2 separate regions of the Homo sapiens genome follow, and region 2 is linked to region 1. Evidence: read pairs that join two places in POLR2A ChIA-PET (ENCODE). Cell type or tissue: PC-9. All regions are shown on one strand.

Region 1 (2,500 bases):
CTCCTGGGCACAAGCAGTCTTCCCACTTTGACCTCCCAAAGTGCTGGGATCACAGGCATGAGCCACCGTGTCCAGCATTATTATGCTTTTATAATTTCAGCAAAAATAGTATCATAGTTCTTTTCTTCTTTCATACAGTAGTATGTGTGTTACAGATCTATTCATCTCAGATGGACATAAGTTGAGACCTGTAGATCTAAGTTATTGGTTTTACCTGCTGTATAGCAGTCCATGCTATTACTATATCTCTAGCAGTGAAATTGCTGTGCTGAAGAGTTCTTTTTTAGGTATTGCCCTGGCGAGACTGTGCTACTGTGACCACCAGCAGCAACCAAGTTTTGCTATTTTCCCACATCCTTGCAAATATTTAGCATTGCTGGACTTTAAAGTGTTTGCTGCTGGGCTCAGTGGCACGACCCTGTAGTCCTAACTACTTTGGAAGCTGAGGTGGAAGGATCACTTGAGGCCAGGAGTTTGAGGCCAGCCTGGGCAACATAGACACTATTGCTAAAAAAAAGAGTTTGCCGCTCTGGTGGGGGTGAAAGAGTATCTCGTTGTGGTTTTAATTTATACTTCCCTGATTACCAGTGAGATTGGGCATCTTTTAAAATGTTTATTGGTAATGTCTCCTGTGTCTGTTCTGTTCCTATTCATTGCCCATTTATTGTGTGAGATTATTTGTCCTTATTGATTTGTGTTTTTTAAAACACAGGCTAAATATTAATCCTTTGTCTCATATATAAAATGAAATTTATAAATCCAGGCTGTTGCTTGTCTTTTAGCCTTGTTGATGATGTATGTTTCTCTGTGGACCTAGGGACCAGCCTCCCATGGGGGGTAAGGAGCAGAGGCCAGTCCATGGCTTGGAACAAAACAGGATATTGCTTTCAATTTAATTTTGAAAGCCTCACTGGTGGCTAGCTAGTATGGCACCCTCCCCAGGAAGCAGGGGGTGGCCTCAGCATGGGGACTGTTCCTGCAGTCTCTGGGCCCCTCACAAATCAAGGTTCTGAGTCCTTCATCCTCCCTCCCCAGTGGCTTCTGAAGAGGCCTTGCCCAGGGCCTGAGGCATTTCCACCCCCCGACAGGGGCAGGGTCCACCTGTAAACCTCTGGCCCAGGTTCCAAGAACCTCTACCCAGCAGGTAATATGTAACAGGAGGCAAAACAAACAGCTTCTCCTCTTATGTTCTCCATGGCAGACCTGTTTGCCCAGGCATTTGCAATCCTCCCTGCCAACTGTGGCTCCCTCAGAGCCCAGCTCTGCCTGTGGTCTCTACATGACCATGTCAGAACTGTGCAATCCTTTGTGCCCAGTGACCTCTAGCCCCCGACTTTAGTTGCCAGCCCTGAGTGTCACAGAATGCCACAGCTATTTCACCTGCATTGCCCTGAACCAGCTGGCTCGTGTTTTCTGTCCAGTTCCTGCTGGTAGGCAAGGCTGGGCTGGGCAGGGCTAATGCTGGGGCAGAAGGCTTTCCAGGTGGGTCCGACCAGGTGGCTGCACAGGTAGGGTGCAGAGCCACTATGGGTTGGTGCCAGGAGAGGTGAGCTGGCTCACAAGAGCAGAACAATGAGAGAAGAGGCAGCAAAGAAAAAGAATCAGATACCACAAGGAGATGGAAAAGTCAGTGTGTGCTCAAGGACTGCCAAGTGGGAGGCCTAGTGGGGGCAGCTGCTGAAGGGGCCATCCCGGGAGGGGCTCCCCATGGACTGGAGGCACTCAGACGGCTCCCCGTCAGCCTGCAGGGCCCCCAGGGCAGGATGTGGATGGGCTGCAGAGTAAAGAGTAGTACTCTTGGAAAAGGGTCCAGATTTGCCACCCATCAGGGTCAGAACCTTAAGAAAATGAACTACTTGCTTCTTCATCCTTAAAAAGAAATGATCTGAGAGTAATGTGAGAATCATATGAGACACCCAGGCTGTGCAGTGGCACGATGTCGGCTCACTGCAGCCTTGATCTCCCCAGGCTCAGGTGATCCTCCCACCTCAGCCTCCCCAGTAGCTGGGACCACAGGTATGCACGACCACACCCAGCTAAATTTTTTTGGTGTTTTTTGTAGGGATGGGGTTTCACCATGTTGCCCAGGCTGGTCTCGAACTCCTGGGCTCAAGGGATCCGCCCACCTTGGCTTCCCAAAGTGGTGAGATTACAGGCGTGAGCCACCATGCCTGGCCTGGCGGTCCTTTTTAAGTCACAGGGCTCTGAAAAGATTCATGTTGTATTGTATTGGGGTCTTGGAAGCCAGGCAGTCCTGGGTTTGAATCCCAGGTTGGCTGTTTACATGCTCTGTGGCTTTGGGTGAGGTGCTGCATTTCTTGGAGCCTCATTCCTTCATCTGTAAAATGGGTATGTATCTTGGTCAGGGAGTGGTTATGAAGATCACAGATCAGGCATGCAGAGTCTTTGAAGAGAGCTGGCATGAGGACACAGCAATAAACATCAGCTCACATTTTTCTGAAATCTGCTTTATCACCTACAGTGTATTAGACATTTTCCA
Region 2 (2,500 bases), 380 kb before region 1:
GACCCATTGGATCCTGGGCTGGGAGCCAGAGGGCCTTAAAGGGCCTCTGAGTGGGCCAAGTGGAAGCTAAAAATACTCTGGGGGGGTGAAGCGGGGGCTCACTCTGGAATCTCTGAGGAGGGAGGGGCCTGGGATGTAGGGCTGGGATTAGGGCACTGGCCCTGCCCTGCCCTCTATCAGTAGGCATAAGGCTGGTTCCAGGCAACAGGCAGGAGGGTATTGGTGGTAAGGGGAAGTATTTCAATCTGATTGACATGCGTGCCCAGCTCTGCCTGCTCAGTACCTTGGGAAGTTCAGAGGAGGGAGTCCCTTAGCCCCTTCCTGGCTGAGTTGAGGGGGCTGGGAGGGCATGGAGACCCTTTTGCTCAGCTGCCTCCTGTATGACAACATGGGCAGGGCAGCAGCAGCAACAAGGGGGCAACACTTCCATTACAGGCGTGCCCAAGGCCCGGCCTCCCACTGAGGCCCGGACCCCTTAGTGTCACTGTAGAAAATTCCCAACCTCCACCTCCAGCCAGATCTGAGCCCCCGCTGTAGAGTGACTCTAGCTGCCAGCGCTCCCACCCTGACCCCAGTGATCACCTGGTATCCTCAAGCCATGGAAGTCTTCCTATGTCTCCCTGCTGATCTCTCTAAACCACCAAAGGAGTCTCTTCTTTTCCCTCTGCTCCAGGTTCCCTAACATGCCAGGGCAGAAATTCCTGGGTCCAGCCAGGCACGGTGGCTCACGCTTGTAATCCCAGTAACTTGGGAGGCCGAGGCGGGTGGATCACCTGAGGTCAGGAGTTCGACATCAGCCTGGCCAATATGGCGAAACCCCATCTCTAGTACAAATACAAAAATTAGCTGGGCGTGGTGGTGCATGCCTGTAATCCCAGCTACTTGGGAGGCTGAGTCAGGAGAATCACTTGCACCCGGGAGGCGGAGGTGGCAGTGAGCCGAGGTTGTGCCACTGCACTCCAGCCTGGGTGACAGAGCAAGACCCTGTCTCAAAAAAAAAAAAAAAAAGAAAGAAAAAAAGAAATTCCTGGGTCCCTGGAGGGAGGGCTGGAGGCATGCTAGACCAGTCCTGATGCCACAACAAATCGGAACAACAATGCTCACATTAGCTATGGCTTCATATCAGAACACCTTTTTGTAGAATAGACCTATTTGTTCCTCTAGCAACCCTGGAGGTCAGCAGGAGAGGGGCTGCCCCCATTTTACAGATGGGGCACTCAGGGCTCAGAGAAGGAAAGGAAATTGCCCCTTCAGGCAGAACAAACCCTAGACCCAGGTCCGTGGGTTCTCAGGCTGAGATGCTCCTTTCCCGCAGGCTGTGGGTCCCTTCTCTCATCTGTCAGGCACGCCAGAGAGCGGATGTCCATGGGTGGTCAGGCAGTGGACTCATCGAGGCCTTCCCAGCCCAGAGAGAAGTGACTCTCCAGGCCTGGCTGCCACCCTGGCCCCCTGCCAGCCTCCCTGGCCAGGAAGCTTCACCCCTTCTCCCAGGAACACTTCCCCAGGGTGAGGTCTGAGCTGTTGTCTTGAAGTATAGGCAAGGTCCCACCCCCTTCCCAGCACCCGCAGGCAGTACATTCCTGACTCCCAGTGGGTGGAGATACCCCAGGCCCTGGCATGCCCAGGCCCTGCACTGCCCTGCCCTGCCCAGCCCACTCCCTGTAGCCCACACTCACAGGTCCCAGGCAGAAGCTACAGGCGTGGCTGTTGCTTGGCACTTCCAGACTGGCAGGAGGCCCAGAGCCCAAGTTCTGAGCTGGGAGCTGTAGAGTGATAGAGTTGCTGGGGCCAAATGGTGGGGCACCTGGGAGGTGCCTGCCACCCGAGAAGGCCAGGGCCATCAGGATTGAGCAGGGGCTCCTGGCAGAACATTTAGAGGCTGCAGGGAGGTGATGTGGGGAGAAAATCTGCTAAAACTGAGTTCTCAAACTGGGGTGCACCAGATTCCACCAGATGGTGTGTTGTGGGCAGAGGAATCTACCTTTTTAACAAAGATCCCCGGGGTTTCTGATGGCCCAAGGCTTGTCCTCTAAGATGGCATTTCAGGGCCAACCCCTGCCTCTTTCTGCTCCAGCCACCCCTCTGGTATGGGACGGGTTGCCAGGGTCCTAAGCATCCTTGCAGGAACTTGCTGTCTGCATCCCCAAAGATGGATTCTGGGCAGGCTGGGAGCAAGGCAAGAGCCCTTTCCCTCCCCACCTGCTGCCCACCCACTGGGAACTCTGCTCTGGGGCCACATTGTCCAAAGTGTCAGGTACTTATCCCAACCCCTACCTGTGTGCCTGTCTTAAGGTAACTGGGGAAGGATGTTGGACATCACCCAGGTCGCTTAGGGGCCCAGGTCTCCAAGATCTGAGTCTCCACATGGCTTCAGGAGGAAAAACCCAGCGTTCTGACAACCCAGTCCCCTAAGTTCTCCCCTCTGAACCCCCAGAATTTGAACTCTCTGCCAGGATTCCTCATCTTGCTCTCTTCTGGTCTACCTTCATCTCAAAGGCCA

What was found. Peaks named below come from ENCODE experiments on the same cell type or tissue, not always from the same donor. Only the 100,000 strongest peaks of a DNase experiment are listed, where the experiment ranks them.
Region 2: POLR2A ChIA-PET joins it to region 1 with 6 read pairs; 1 of 35 experiments calls an interaction of 5 or more read pairs at or near these places.

Annotation. Positions count from the first base shown.
Region 1 is chr17:50,439,298-50,441,797 of GRCh38, forward strand. The region is part of intron 1 of ACSF2 (acyl-CoA synthetase family member 2); the gene reads left to right. Among named protein-coding and RNA genes, the nearest start is that of ACSF2, 14 kb to the left of the region's middle. In PC-9, no CTCF peak of the experiment used is centred here; DNase peaks (open chromatin) are centred at 1,364 and 2,014; H3K4me3 peaks cover 981 bases; H3K27ac peaks cover 2,362 bases.
Region 2 is chr17:50,061,049-50,063,548 of GRCh38, forward strand. All of the region lies in intron 1 of ITGA3 (integrin subunit alpha 3), which reads left to right. Among named protein-coding and RNA genes, the nearest start is that of ITGA3, 6.2 kb to the left of the region's middle. RefSeq lists enhancers at 1,104-1,604, 1,605-2,105. In PC-9, no CTCF peak of the experiment used is centred here; DNase peaks (open chromatin) are centred at 23, 773 and 1,553; H3K4me3 peaks cover 2,226 bases; H3K27ac peaks cover 2,500 bases.